Linked DNA regions of Mus musculus: region 2 is linked to region 1. Evidence: chromatin loops called from intact Hi-C (ENCODE). Cell type or tissue: heart. All regions are shown on one strand.

Evidence for each region. Hi-C counts contacts between places; a loop is a spot of excess contacts. Peaks named below come from ENCODE experiments on the same cell type or tissue, not always from the same donor. Only the 100,000 strongest peaks of a DNase experiment are listed, where the experiment ranks them.
Region 2: a loop joins it to region 1, with 3 times the contacts of the local background. A loop is called at or near these places in 2 of 42 quality-filtered maps.

The regions. Positions count from the first base shown.
Region 1 is chr2:76,862,096-76,870,095 of GRCm38, reverse strand. It overlaps Ttn (titin), which reads left to right. Exons shown (of 313, transcript NM_011652.3): 104 at 1,600-1,809; 105 at 2,011-2,088; 106 at 2,187-2,213; 107 at 2,615-2,674; 108 at 2,855-2,938; 109 at 4,799-4,873; 110 at 5,771-5,824; 111 at 6,421-6,822; 112 at 7,237-7,296; 113 at 7,669-7,746; 114 at 7,907-7,984. Among named protein-coding and RNA genes, the nearest start is that of Ttn, 120 kb to the left of the region's middle. In heart, a CTCF peak has its summit at 3,032 (motif pointing left); no DNase peak of the experiment used is centred here.
Region 2 is chr2:76,669,695-76,677,694 of GRCm38, reverse strand. Fkbp7 (FK506 binding protein 7) reads left to right here and starts at 4,597. Exons shown (of 4, transcript NM_010222.2): 1 at 4,597-4,889; 2 at 5,847-5,998. The coding sequence starts at 4,681. It overlaps Plekha3 (pleckstrin homology domain-containing, family A (phosphoinositide binding specific) member 3), which reads right to left and starts at 2,380. Exons shown (of 8, transcript NM_031256.3): 1 at 2,061-2,380. The coding sequence starts at 2,100. Gm39860 (a long non-coding RNA gene) reads right to left here and starts at 2,054. Exons shown (of 2, transcript XR_866494.2): 1 at 1,845-2,054; 2 at 1-1,702. In heart, a CTCF peak has its summit at 3,803; DNase peaks (open chromatin) are centred at 2,524, 3,834 and 4,544; H3K4me3 peaks cover 4,294 bases; H3K27ac peaks cover 3,164 bases.

The DNA.
Region 1 (8,000 bases):
ATATTTATGACTACGGTTCCTAGAATAAAATCTTGGGAAAGAAGTTGTAAATATAAATCTAAGAAACTGTGATTAGGAATTGCTACTTTTGGGGGCGGGGGCTTACTTTGATGTTAAGGGTATGAAATTTTATAGATAACATTAACAACATACATGATGAGTAATGGCTTTTTTTAAAAAAAATATTGATTTCCTTTAAAAGATTCTATTCCTACTGTCTGAATCCCTGAAGTAAAATTTCTGACTCAAAGAGCAATACTATAATTTCTTAATTGTTAAGCTTTGGGAATTAACCTTAAGCTATCCAGGAATAGGTTTGGGTTTTTTGTTTGTTTTGTTTTGTTTTTGTTGGTTTTTTTGTTAACTGTGCCTCATAATTTAGTACCATTTTAATTATTAAAATTAATACATATTATATTAATTATATATTATAATAATTATATATTAATCTTTTGTTCAGAGGTATTTCAGGTTTCTGAATTATTTTGCACTGAATATTAGTGCCTCGTTTTTAAAGTTAAAAGTGTAGAGTAAAATAGCTTCATATTGGAGTAAAGTTTTAAGTGCTATTCATTTTTAAATAAGTAAATGTTGTAAATATGTTCATCAGTGACAAAGCTCACCAGAGTGTCATTGTCTACCGGATGCACATGACACTGTTACCTGTGTAGTCTCAGACTTCCACACAAGTCTGAAGGGAGATCTGCTCACGCCTAGTTCGGCTCCTAAAAGCGCCTGCTGTCCGCAGGGGGGCGGTGCCTTTGTGTTTACCTTTCTGTGCTTGGAAAGTGGGTTTCTGAACTCCGGAGAATCCTCTGAAATTTAGAATTGCAAATTTCACATTGAATTTGAAATCATTCCCCAGGGAAATCTTTATAGAAAAGAAAATTCTAGATCCTAAATAACAACAACAACAAAAAATAATTTTCTCAAGTTAAGAAAGGGTTTGCAAAGGAATTCAGTGCAAGATTGTCTATGTGTACTCCCGTTACGAACCTTCCACTTCGTGGACAGCTTTTGAAATTTAATGTGAGTTTGGGTTCACATCTCCCTGTGGCATTTCCTTCATATGAATGTTTTAAGGACTCCTGGGCATTTCTTTACGCCGTCCACTATCCATTCTCTGAGAATGGCCTGAAGGCTGGAAATAGTTTGGTTACTGATACAAGAATGTGTCACTAGTGTTGTAAGTGAATACAAATAGAAGCCAAGCTTGGGAACGCAGACCTGCAATCCCGGGTATCTGGGAGACTGGGGCAGGAAGATAGAAAGTTTGAGGTCAGCCTGCGAATCTTAGGTATACCTCATCTCAAAAAATATATAAAAAAAATTAAAGTACGAGGGTGGCATAGCACTTCTTTGTGAGGCCCAGGTTCAACAGTGATACCCTCCCTAAAAAAGCTAATTGTGCTGGGTCTGGTGGTGCACGTGTCCACCCTGTAATTCCAGCACTTGAAAGACCAAGGCAGTGGGGACCTGCTTGAGCCACACGATGAAACCCCAGCTCAGCCACCAAGAGCTTTAAGTATCTGAGCGAAATCACATCAGCAGAGATTTCTGTCTGTGCCATCTAACTCTGCATCCTTTGTGTCCAAACAGCCGAACCCATTCAGTTTACAAAGCGCATACAGAACATCGTGGTGAGCGAGCATCAGTCTGCTACTTTCGAGTGCGAAGTGTCCTTTGACGACGCCATAGTTACCTGGTACAAAGGACCAACAGAGCTGACTGAGAGCCAGAAATACAACTTTAGAAACGACGGCCGCTGCCATTACATGACAATCCACAATGTGACCCCAGATGACGAAGGTAACTGCACGGACAGTTTGCCAGTGACTATGTAACGTAAGACTCACCTGCACCTGCCTACTGATATTTCTACCTTTATGCTTACATTCTACAATCCTCTGTGGCGTACTTTATAACAAGAGGGAAAGACAGAAGTGAGCATTTTATATTGAGCTAAGGAAGTGTTTTAGGAGACTAACGTAGGATGACAATTCTCTCCAGGTGTCTATTCAGTAATTGCTCGGCTGGAGCCAAGAGGCGAAGCAAGAAGCACAGCGGAACTGTACTTAACAACCAAAGGTGAGGACAGGCCCTGTGGGGACCATGCTATTGTCCTGAAAGCAAGCATCTTGCCCAGAGAGCTATACATATAAAAACACTCTCTTTTTCTTTTGCAGAAATAAAACTTGAGATGAAGCCTCCTGGTAAGTTATTATTATCTATAGTAATACAATATAACTATTAATATTTAATTTTTGCTTATAGTGAGTTGAGTGTGGTTTTATAAATACAGAGGCCCAATTAAAATACACAAGGTTACCATTTCTCTTTTCATTAAAATGCTGTTTGGTAAAAATAATTTCAAGCAGAGTAATGTTATGCATTATGAATTTGGGGAAGTGGAGAAAGTGAAGTTGTTATTAGGAACACACAAAGGTGTGAATAGAGAAATAAGCAAGATCTCATGAGCAGCAGAACTGTGTGGCACGTGTGTTATGTCATGAATATCATCCTGTCTGCATGCCGGATGGGGCTGTTGGGAGTGACTGAACAATGAACGTGTGTTATCAACTCCCCAGTACTTATCACTATACATTTCTTCCAGATATTCCCGATTCCAGAGTTCCAATCCCAACCATGCCCATCAGAGCTGTCCCACCGGAAGGTAAGATCCTAGCCTTAGCATCTGGGTATAGAGAAGGAAGGTTCTACTTCATCGTCTCCACTGTGGAACCAGGAGAAACACTCGGCTCATGTTCTAAATAGAGACTGGTGTCAGTTGTTCTGACTAAACCCTTGAATTAATAAACAAAATGCATGAGATGTCTCTTTTTTTTCTTCTCAGAAATCCCTCCTGCGGTTGCTCCTTCCATCCCTCTTTTGCTGCCATTACCTGAAGAGAAGAAGCCGCCAGCAAAACGAATTGAAGGTATTACACTTAACTGAAGTGGTAAACCTTAGAATTCCAGTCTGGTCTTGAAAATGTGACTTCCTGTCACTCGTGCTCCCTCTTGTGGTCAAGAAGTTGAACTGACTTGAAAATGTTATTCCTGCTACATGGTTTGAAATTCTGAAAATTATCAGATTAACCCAAATGTTATGTTTACTTTTAAAATATTGCAAAGGAATCACTTAGGTATTAGTTAAAATTAAATTTATTTTAATGCTGCTAACTATTATGCCTAACAATCAATATGATAATAATAAATCCAATTTGTGGAGCAGCTTATGGAAATATATCATATTAGTTAAGAAGAAAACTGAAAATTGGGGTTTGTTTTCTCCTCAATTATACTTCTAACTACTCGTTGTTAGATACTATTTATGCAAAAATATAACTGAGAATACCTTTCACATGTTTGACTGGGTCTTCTGTGGGGATTTGTTTGTGTTTTATTGTGTTAACCAAGGAAGGAGGTAACTAATTAAGAGCTAAGTTCCCAGCTCAGAAGGCAGAGTCGGGACAGTTACCACCAACATAAGGCCCATAAGACAAGCCAAATGGAACTATATAGTAAGACCTTGCCTCAGAAGCAGAACGAAACAGACAAACCCTTAAACATACAACAAATTGACCATCTCAAATGCTAAATACTTAAGTAGCTTCCCTGAAGCCATACAACCCAGGCAGAAGGTTGCCTAAGACTTCCTAGGGCTACAAATTCAAAGTTGCTAGGAGGATTCTCTCAACATAGCCATAAAACATCTACTGGTCAAAGCTGTGTTTTTCTATAGCCTGGTCACTGCCACTATAATAACATCATGGAATGACATGTTGAGTTCTCTTACGCCTGCTGCAATTGATATTAAAATGTTTGGTCTATTTTTCAGTCAGTTCCAAAGAAATTCAGTATTTTTCATCCAATTTTGTGCCTAGTATACTTTTTTTTTTTTAAAGATTGTTTTTTTTTAATGTATGTGAGTACACTGTAGCTCTCTTCAGACATACCAGAAGAGGGCATCAGATCCCATTACGGATGGTTGTGAGTCACCATGTGGTTGCTGGGATTGAACTCAGGACCTCTGGAAGAGCAGTCAGAGCTTTTAACCACTGAGCCATCTCTCCAGTCCATATACTTTCAATAAAAGAAGGAAACATGTTTGTAATTTATATGAGCATACTTGAGGATATTTTGTGTACTTGCAGCATAGAGGAATAATCAAAAATCATAAATTAGATTCCATGATCTTTCTGGGGTCAGAAGCAGTAATTTCTGTTTAAAAAAAAAAAAAAAAAAAAAAAAAAAAAGGCTTTCCCTTTAAAGGGAAATGTCAACATGACTGCTGGTATTCATTGCAAAAGGTGAGAGTTTAAATCAGATTTTTAAAATCACAGGGTGTTTCCTGCTCACAAATGCTAACAGCCACAGGCAACATGGCTCAGAGCCGTGACCAGTGCATACCCCCTTGCAGCAGCAGCAGCTGCACCCACACGTATGACATGGGTTGGACTTTAATTCTCTTATTCCACTTGCTGTTCTCCTGAAAATTTTGATCTCCACACCCAAATGAAACACAGAGGAGAGGGCATAACTGCTCTCCTCCTCATCTGATAATGCTAATTCTTATCCACCATACAAGCAATGGACATATAAAGCCACAGTATATATTCTACCAAATGTATCCAAAATCAATCAATCTATCTATCTATCTCTCTCTCTCTCTTTCATGCACACACACTTTTTAGTACATGATTTTTCTGAAGCAAGTATCTCACAATAAAGTTTATTTTATAATGTTCTTATCCTAAAAACCTTTACTTATATCTGATATTTGTTTTTGTTTTTAGTGACCAAAAAGGGTGTGAAAAAAGATACCAAAAAAGTTGTCACAAAGCCCAAAGAAGAGGCCCCACCACCACCAGGTATATTATAATCAACTTTAAAAGTCAAATAAAATTTTAATCAAGAAATGGCATTAGGGTTTTCGCTGTGGAAACTTAGTGTAGGAAACACAAGGGGTAAGAGTTGGAGTCACGAGATGAGAAATCCCCTCGTCTCTCAAACTCTTGGATTTCTACCTTCCACGCCTGCCTCTGACAACTGATGACACAAGCAGAGAATGCTTGCCATCTACAGCTGATGATGTGAGAGAGACCTTCAAATCAATCAGGTTCCACTGCTCTTTCTGACCAAGCCCTCCCAGAGGAGTTCAGGGGTTGGTGCTACAATGCTGCCCCTGTAGCCCAGCTCAGGGTCTTTCTTGGTTTTCTTGTCTTACCATTTGAAGACAGAAAGTGGCACAGTTAGGAGAAATGTAATCTATCTTGGAGGGGTATGGAAGACATTTATATGACTAATGTAAAAAAGCAGCTATTGACACAGAGGGAAAGCCCAGCAACCTCCCACCCAGTGGCCAACACAGGCACAGGCACCGACCATCACACGGGCTTTCCTGGGTGGTCACTTTGAAAGCATGGGTGTTTGGTGAACTTTAAAGTTAATAATGAAAAGAGCAAAGGCGTGAGCTTTAAGCACTAGATCCTTTACACATTCCTTTGCTATTTCTTCTACGTTTGAATTGTTTCAAACCAGCCTAAACTGGAATGAAACCCCAGCCTCTGGGCAGTTTGTTACCCTGACTTGTCATAGCAACTCATATTAGCTTGGTTTGGAGATGATGGGGGCTCTATGCTGCTCCTGTAAGCGGTGCTACATTAGTAATAATTCATATGCAAAGGATGATGATAGTGCTCTAGATTAATAAACATTAAACAACACACAGTCTAAATGGAAACATGCATTTTCTGTTTTTTTTGAAGTCCCAGAAGTTGCCAAGAAGCCTCCACCTCCTACTCCCATGATTCCAGCAAAAGGTAAATAAAAAAGGAATTATTAGCCATTTTATAATTTACTCCTGAAGTTTGCTTGTATTCTCTTTATTGTTTTTAAATATTAAGCTTCCATGTTATTGTAAATTTTTCAGGTCCCCTTGGTCATTGTGAAAAAAGGCTAGAAACAATGTTTTCTGGTGCTCCTCCAGGGGAAAGGAAGCTATGGATGGAAAAGGAAGGGTTCCTTCTAAGCTTTACATTATAATCCACACACATATTAAGGGTTTATAAATAATGTTGATGTCGTGCTTCATGGGGAGTTGCAAGGAGCTCTCCAAACTGGTGTTCATGTAAAACGATGGAAGGTATAGCAATGTGAAACTATCTATTGAATCTATACTTTTGACACTAGAAGAAAACCCTCAAATCAAGAGCAAAGAGCATTTGATCCTGTCATGTTGCCTAGTTAATAAAATCGAACCCATAAAAAGCAAACCATAAGAGATTCTCAGTCTAATACTACAGCATCTGCAGAGCTTGGTGCTGAATAACTGTGGATTTCCCTTGGATAAAGCTTTCTGATGGGTGTAATTGATGGGATTTTTCCTTCTCTTCCCCCTTCTCCTTTTGTCTTTCAGCTTCTGAGATTATTGACGTGTCCTCTAAGGCTGAAGAGGTAAAAATAACAACCATCACCAGAAAGAAAGAGGTTCACAAAGAGAAAGAGGCTGTGTATGAACGAGAGGAAGCAGTCTACGAAAAGAAAGTTCACATAGAGCCTTGGGAAGAGCCCTATGAGGAATTGGAAACGGAACCATACACAGAGCCATATGAAGAACCCTATTATGAAGAACCAGATGAAGACTATGAAGAGATCAAGGTGGAAGCTAAAAAGCAAGTCCACGAGGAATGGGAGGAGGACTTTGAAGAAGGACAGGAGTACTATGAGAGAGAAGAGGGCTACGATGAAGGGGAGGAAGAGTGGGAAGAGATTTACCATGAAAGAGAAATAATTCAGGTTCAGAAGGAGGTTCATGAAGGTAAGCATCAACTGGGTGGCCATTCTTCCTCTGCGCCTCATTTTTGCTTCCTTTGATGTTGTTACTTGATGTAAGATGGGCATAAAAGCTAAGATGATCATTTTGGTTTCTCCAAGGCTATGGTCTTTAATCCTTTAATTTCTAGAGTAGACATCATCCCTATGTGAGATGATGTGATTTCATTGTAGGTTGAACCACTTAGTCCCAGTACTGAGGCTACATCCCATGGGCCCTTACTACTCAATTCTATCTTGAGACTTTGCTCTACAGTTATGTTGGTCATATACTGCCCAGCATGACAGATTCCTTTCACAATACTAAATTACACTTAGCTTTTTAACATCTGCAACAAACACAGCCTATTAGAATTGACTGGTTTAAGCATCCCTGTTTATCTTGTGCTTTTTATTAAAGAATTACATGAGAAGAAAATCCCAGCCAAAGTGCCTGAAAAGAAAGTACCACCTCCCAAAGGTATGTGATTAGAATCATTTAAATAAGCAGAGTATTCCTGTCCTTATCATGGCTTGTTTGGCAAGGATGACTGAATCAACAGTTAAATCCAATAGGCACAACTTCTTCTCTGAGTTTATTGTATCTATGAATTTTCTCTTGAGAATTTATATCTACTCGAAACAGTAAAAATATTAAGATAAAAGAATGTTACAGTAAAGATAAAATGAATATAAACAGTTCCAGTAACTCGCGCTTAAGGTTGAAAACACCAAACCTGCCTGTCTCTAAAACTATTCTATTTACATACATATGTGTGTATGTACAGAGAAAAAAGAAAGGATTTTTAATAGAAATTCTAAAAGTACTGCAATTTCTTTAAAATATTTGCAGTTGTAAAGAAGCCAGTAGTTGAAAAAGTTGAAAAGACTACTCGGAGAATGGAGGAAGAAAAAGTTCAAGTCATCAAAGGTACCGACACCATTTAAAGACTCTTCTAGTGACATGCACCTAAGCTCTCCGATATATGCTCACATGAGATTTATATAGTTACCCAAGCTGACATAGTTTTGAAATTTTGCGCTATGAAATCTCCTTCACATTACAAATGTATTTGTACATGTTTTTAAAGTACCTGAAGTTTCTAAGAAGATTGTTCCACAAAAACCTTCCCGGACTCCAGTGCAGGAAGAAATAATTGAAGTGAAAGGTATACATCTTCATTT
Region 2 (8,000 bases), 190 kb after region 1:
TACTAATTCACCGTGGTAAACAAAATGGGGGTGGTGAAAACATGGTCTTCCACCTCAGTCACTAAGACAAATTGTACATTATTGCCGTATTATGATGCAGCAGCTCTTCAAAAGGAACTGGGAGCACGGTGATCTGGAAATTGTAGGAACCAAGAAAGCCACATGGCCGAGTAAGCTCATCTAATCAAGCCTGTTAACTATCTCCACACACCTTTTGCAACAATTATCTAACCTAACTTTCCCTAATTGGTTCACACATTTATAGTACAGTAAAAGGGTTGGCAATCCCTTCTACTGAAAAAGCTTATTTCCTTTGTCAATCTCTACTTTAACTAGTAGTTTTCTCAAGCTACTAAATGTTATGAAAACACGTATTAAAAAATAAAAAAGGCAGACCACTGTCATTACACTGGAAGGTTCCTTAAAGACCAATTAGTACAAGCAGTTCTTCATCCTTCTGACCCAAGATACTAAAATTAATAGATGAACATACTGCTGAGCCAACTTTACATTTTTGAGAAGAAAAAAAATGGAATCATTCCAAACAAAAGACTTCCGCCTCAGCAAGCTCTCCAATGCTTACTAGAAGTTAAATTAAAACGCACCATAAAAACTAAAGCCACAGCAGCATGCGTTGGCTCTCTGTACCACAGGCTATGAGGACACCTCCCACAAGAACATTTCACCCCAAGAGCAATTTCCCTGTAATTATGACTCATGGCTGTAACTGCCCCATTGCTCTGGGCCATGCTAAAAATATTCCTCCCGCCTTACCTCCAAAGACAGTGTGCTCAAAAACATTTGCATCTCCAAGCTTAAAGGATATGGACCTCAAAGCTGATACCGCACCTCCACCAGCAATCAGTGCCCGCAAGGGCCCAAAGGAAAACTCTTAGCAAAAAGTGTCGGCCTGATGTCTCAAGGCTTCCAGTAAAAAACTGTCATTTGCATGATTATTTGGTTTTCCATTCGAGCAGAAAACACGGTGCATTATAAACATCAAGCCGCTGGCTATCGTAAATCTGGCTCTAGCCAGATACAACCAAGCATTTAGCCCTAGCAGGGTTTGCCTGCAGCTCCCCACAAGTTAGATGAACACTAGCTGAGTGCATCACAGGATGCTCAATACTGGGCAGAGTATGTGAGCAGCAGCAAGATGACAACTGCCCATCCTTTGTAACTAAGAATCTGAGAACTGCCCACAATTCCCTTCAAGCCGCCGGTTTTCCTCTAGTTCAGTGAGATCATGGGATTCAGAGGTTGGAAAGTACCTCTGGGACAAAATGGCTAACCACCCAGGCCTATCCAACTGGGGTCCTGAATGAATACCACCTGCCTTTGGTGTTAGTTCTTACAAAGATCACAGAGTATGTATGGATTTAAGGTGTGTTTTAAAAGCCAGACTTCCAATATCACAGGCAGGGACAGCCCCCTGCTGCTGATCCCATTTCTATACAAACAGCTTTCTTCTAACTACCCCACCAGGGAAACTTGCCCGCTCCTTCTGGGCTGCACTTCCAACCATTTCTCACAATGACTCGAATTCCCGTGGTGTTAAAAATGTGCTTTCTTCCACTATGTCTCACAATTACCCAAATTCCCAAACCTCACAGAAAACCAATCCTTAAGAACCTTCTCTGAGGATAGCTTCCAAAAGCACACTTGATGAGCTCAGCCAGCCGCAACAAGTGGACTTTCAAACCTGTGGTAAGAAAATGTAAAGGAATATACAAAAAAAAAAAAAAAAAAAAAAATCTTAAAATCAAATGCACACACACACTTTACAAATGCTGTCCATAGAGCGTGGATGAAGGAGACAGTGGATAAAAGAGATGATGGGATACTGTTTCCGAGGCACAAGGGGCAGTGCAGGTTTTTGGTGGTGTCCCATCCTCAGGCTGGTACGCAGTCTCGAACTCCCAATCGAAGAGGCCCGTAATGGGCCCCACGAGGGGCAGTGGAAGGGTCGGAGGGCATCGAGCGCGGAACTGAGTGCCGCGGCTTGCCAGGGGGTGCCCAAGGGCCCGACTGCCCGCCGCCCCACGCCGCCCGCCCCGTACCTGTGAGATAGTTGGTCCACTTGTACAGAACCCCCTCCATGCTTCAGAGCCCGGCGCCGCGCATCCTCCTGGCCCGGCGCCGGCCGCGCTGCTGCGGAGGCGCGGGCCCGCAGCCCTCCGCCCCGACCCGGCGGCCCTCAGAGGCCCGGCCGGCGGGCGCCCCGTGCTGCTCGGAGGCCGCGAGGCGCGGACATCCCCAGCGGGAACGGCGCGGCGACCCCCGGGACGACCCCAGCGCCCGCCGCCCTCCCGCTCCGCCACCGCTCCACGAGCCCCGGCGCTGCCCTCCTGCACGCCTGCCTTCCTTCCCCTCGGGCTTCCCGGCTTGTTTTCATTGACCCCGACGTCGCTTTCACTTCCTGGATGAAAGGGGCCGGCTCGGCCCACGAAACCCCTCCCCGGCGGCGGGGCTGCGGGACGGCCGCGTGCCCGAGGCTGCGCCGCGCGCCCTCGTGGGGCGGCTCCGCGGTCCCCCGCTCCCCGGCTGCCCCGCATCCGGACATCTCCAGTCCGCAGCAGACCAACTCCCGGGGCATCCTGCACAAGGCGGCTGCCGAAGGCCTCGCCTCCTTCGGATCTTTTTCAATAAAATCAAGGGTTGCTCATTTCTTGGAGCTTCCAGTGCTCACACTCCGGGGAAGTAGGAAGTTACCTCCTAGGAAAAGCTGGAGCAATGGCAAGGCCCTGTAATCCCAGCACTCTAGAGGCTGAGGCAGGAAGGACCAAAGGCCAGCCTGGGCTACATCCTTCTTTTAAGAAAGTAGTATGCAGGCCAGAGAGGTCCTCCAACAAGGTCTTATGGAACTAGGGTTGGCAAGATAGCTTTCCAAGTAAAGCGCTTGCCTCCGGGAGCTTGACCAGTACTGTCCTGGGGGCCTCACACAGTGGAAGGAAAGAACCTCATTTACACATGGGCCATGTTACACGCATCCCCCCCCCGGCCCCCCCCCCACACACACACACATTTTTTTTTCTTTTAATGTCATACATCACGATGTATGCCTTTAATACCAGCATTTAGGAAGCAGAGGAAGGCAGATGAGTTCTGTTAGTTCCAAGCCTGCCTGGTCTACGCAGTGACTTCTAGGCCAGACAGACCCCCCTTCTCTCTCTCTCTCTTTCTCTCTCTCTCTCTCTCTCTCTCTCTCTCACACACACACACACACACACACACACAGGAAAGAAGAGGTTAAGAAGAAAAATGTTAAGAAGGTATCGTGCATCCTATTTTTGTTTTGTTTTTAAAAGGATTTCTCTTAATTTTTTTTTAATCTCACTTGGAAGGGCGTCCTTACACACTTGACAACTTTTAGATTTAGAAAGTTTTGCAAATTCCAATTACTTTGCATAAAGCAGAGTCAGTATTGAGGTAGTGAAATCCCTGGCTTATCCTTCCAGGAAGGCTGACTGAATAGGGTGATCGGGATGTCCACTTGGGGAATCGACGAGCTGAATATTCAACAAATCACATAGAGTTCAGTAATGATAGTTCAACTGTGGAGGGCATCTGACACTTACCATAAAATTCGAGTTTTGTGTTGTTTGAAAGGTTTATCATACTAAAAGGATAAGGGGGATATATCAAGAGACTGGACTAATCTCTGTTGTCTATTAGCCAGCTGTGAAATTGGAACAAAATGTTCAATAGTCAGTTTTCCTGTCTGATGTGAATGAATTCTCATGGGAGAAAAAAAAAAAAAAAAAGCTTTTCTCTGCTAAAGGCCTTCACCTCAAGGGCGGCCTCAAGAGGTTAGGGACAGAAACACAAGTTATCTTTTGCAATGCCGGGCATGGGCTGCTGAAGCCCTGGAGACACTCCACTGTGTGTTCTGAGAGTCTCCTGGCTGCATGCGGTAGACATGGCCTGGAGTCTTTTTTCGCAGTACTCCAACTACCATATCCCCCCCTCCAAAAATATCCTTCAAGGACTTCCACAAATATCCAGAGAAGAGCAGCCAACCTATATTGTCAAGAACCTATTCTTCCAAAAATGTCTGCATCCACTGTGCCTGTCAAGTCCGTAGGGGCCTTAGAAGCCTGTGATTAGAAAGAATAACGACTAGAATATCCCACCGTGACCTGTTTGCATTTTGTATCAATTTCTTGGCCCAACATTTTAATATTTTAAAAATACTGTATTTAGGATCCTACAGCTATCTATTCTTTTTCTATGGCCAAATGGGTCAGTGTAGCATTTAAAAATTTAAAACCAAGCCATTCAAGCAATCCGTTAGCAGAGGCAGTGTTGGAGAGGCAAGATCAGGGCATCAAGTGGAGCCCATAAAATTTTGCAGCATCTCCTAAGTGCCTAGAAACGACCACCATAATGCCAGTTTTATTTCAGGAAACGCAAGTCTGACTACTGCAGGCGAAAGAAACCTGCGGACAGGGTGTGCGGTGCTATTCTAGCCAGAGTACAGCCAACCGGAGCACCCAACGGCCAAGACACACTCCAACCGGCGGCGATTTGCTGGTGCGAGAGGGGGCGGGGCCTCTCGTAGCCCCGCCTTGGACCTTTGTGACGTAGGACAATGCCTGCCACGCGTCCCAATTCAGTCTGATCAGCCTGCTGACACTCTGTGGGGCTTACACTGGGCCTGGGAGTGCTGCTTTGGGAAACATGAATCTCCTATTCAGACTAGCAGTTTTCCTTAGCCTGTGGTGTTGTTCCGATGCTCAGGGACAAACAAAAGAAGAAAGCACTGAGGAAGTGAAAATAGAAGTTTTGCACCGTCCAGAAAACTGCTCCAAAACAAGCAGGAAAGGAGACTTGCTAAATGCCCATTACGATGGCTACTTGGCTAAAGACGGCTCCAAATTCTACTGCAGGTAGGAGATGCTCCGTCCAGTTCAAGTTCAGTTGATAGACCACATCTTGCCCACTACCACCAGCAGCAGCAGCCAGAGCCTAACTGGTTGTTTTGTTTTAAGGTTTTTTGGTTTTGTTTTTTAACAGTAAATTAAGCCTTCATGCCGATTTAGATTAGAAGACATTCCCTAAACAAAACTGAATGTTTTTAGTTATTTGAAATGTAAGCGCAGTAAACTGACTGCAGACTCACTACGTCAGGCAGAGCACTGACCACCACCACTGTCCTTGGAACCCGGAAAACTAAATCTAGAGGCTTCTTGAAAAGATATTCACACTTTCTCCTTACCCAGAGCTGAAGTCTGATTCCAAACAGAGTGTATAAGAAAGCTACCGCGTTTCCTTCTGGACTTTGTGGGTCATTTTCTAAAACTCTGGTTATCACATCCATTCTCTCTGTTCCCTAGTCCGGTCTGACTGAATGCAGTCTGTTTAGCTGTACTGTTTCCCCTCAAAGACAGGCCAATCTTTCCAGTCTAGCAATTCTTTCCAATTTAGAGGAAAACTTATTCTTCCAACGTAGAAGAGAAATTTGACAGGATGCTATTTTTCAGTCGTTCTTAAAATGAAATTTAGGGCTCAGCCTGCCCCTTTGGTTTGGGAAACAAACCCAGAGAAGGTAAATGAGTCATTTTGTTCAAGCCATCCAGCTAGTTAGAGGCAGGAGACCCATTTTTAAAAGTGAACCATTGAGTAGTTTTTGTAAGGACGGCAAAAATCAGAAATCAGAATGTTTTCCAATGATATGCTCTGCCAATTTATGGGGAAGTTTGATCCAAACAATTCGCAAAGGACAGAGTTCTGAAGGGTGCAATGTGGGGAAAGAGATTCCAGTCTTAAGTAACAAGTGCCTGAGCTGTATTTAAGTTTCCTTTATGAGATGGTCTTACTTACACACTAAGTATGGTTTCTCATAGCCGGACACAAGATGAAGGCCACCCCAAATGGTTTGTTCTTGGTGTCGGACATGTCATAAAGGGGCTGGACATTGCTATGATGGACATGTGCCCTGGGGAAAAGAGAAAGGTGATTATACCGCCTTCGTTTGCATATGGAAAAGAAGGCTACGGTAAGTTGTGGGTTTTTTTTTTTGCTGTATCTTTTAGTAGCTTTAAAAAAGATAAGTCGTTTATAAAAAAAATCAAAACAAATCTGTATATTCTTTAAAAATGGAAGTAAGTCTCAAAGAGATATTTGCATATCTATGTTCTCAGTAACAGCACAGTCCACAAGAAGCAAGATGTGGAAGAAACCCAAGAGTCCAGAGATGGGAGAGCAAATAAAACAATGGGTATAGGGCACACAGTGAAATATTACATAGGCTTTCAAAAGAGTGAAATTCTGACTCATGCTACAGTGTAGATGAACCTTAAAGACTAATCCGCTAAGTGAAAGACGCCAGACACAAAAAAATATCAATACTGTAGGATTGCAATTATATGAAGTATCTATAATAGTCAAGCCAGCAGACACAAAAGCAGAGGGTGGTTACCTGGGACTAAAGGAGAGATGTTGAATAGCATAGTGTTTCAGTGATCAAGATAAGAGTTCTAGATGTAGATTGCACTGTAACACAATTGTACTTTATACTTATTTAAAAATAGTCAAGGAAGTAAATTTTGCTGGGCAGTGGTGGCGCACGCCTTTAATCCCAGCCCTTGGGAGGCAGAGGCAGGCAGATTTCTGAGTTCGAGGCCAGCCTGGTCTACAAAGTGAGTTCCAGGACAGCCAGGGCTATACAGAAAAACCCTGTCTCGAAAAACAAACAAAAAAAAAAACAACAAAAAAGTAAATTTTAAATTAGGTGTGTTTTGTCAATTTTAAAAAGTTACAGAAGAAATCATCACAGAAACTTGTTTAACAAATTCTTGTTATATTTAATTCATCCTATACCTTTCGTTTCATGTCTAAAGAAAACAAGACAGCATTGGAGTACCAACCTCCAGCCAGACTCTCATCCTCTGCATAGACACAGTGTTTAGGATGACTGTATATTCCATAAGCTCCCTTGGACATTTTTGGTTTTAGTATTACATATGTGCTTCCAGTAAAGATCATTAGTAAGCAGCCAGGTTAAGTTGTTAAAACTTGGGAGTCAGGAACAATTTCAGGATAGAAGGATGGTACCTCTGAGCGGTGAGTCGTTCTTCCCCCAACTCAGGAGAATCCTTCAGATGCAGAAAAAATAAGTTTCAGAGTTGTGCCTACTTTTAAATAGATCCTAGAGCAAGAAGATATGTGAACCTGCAGAAAGTTGGGGAAATATGATTAACTGGTGGGTAGGTGATCTAGCCCTAGAAGTAAGCTAAGTTCATAAACTAATAAAACACAAATTGTCTTTGATTCTAATGGAACGCTTAATTATATCCATAATTGGAGCAAAATTAGAACACAAACAAGGTATCATTTTTTGCTTATCCCACTAGCGAGGACGAGAATACTGACAGAGACATGGGGAAATGGGCCATTTCTTATATGATCGATGGGGAAGGAAGTCATTTGACCAAGAGTTTTATCAGAAGTAATTGTACCCTTATCTTCTGACTTAATAATTTTGAATTTTAGGACCATACACCAAAGCGTAAAAGAAGATTTATTGCTGTGTTAGTTAGGGTTCTCAAGAGAAAGAGAACCAGTAGAATATATTGATAGATAGATAGATAGATAGATAGATAGATAGATAGATAGATAGATAGATAGATAGAGAAGGGGAGGTTATTGATTGGCTTATATGAAGTGATCTGGGTAGCCCAACAATGGCTACCTTCTCAATGGAGAGAACCTGGAAGCTGCTTGGTCTTCAAAGCTAGATGCCTCAGCTGTGCCACACTAACCCTCAAGATCTGGAGGATTTTTTTAGAGCTCCTGGACTCCAGTCCATGTTGGAAGTTAGACTGTCAGACTCTGTCAGCAAAGAATGGTGACAGCAGCAAGGGTAAATGAAGCCAGCACAACATGAAGGCAAGCAGGCAAAAAGCAAACACTTTTCTTTTTCAGAGTTCCTTTTCTCCAGGCTGCTGCCAAAAGGTACTGTCGACATGCAGACCAGGTGTTCTCTCTTCAATTAAGTT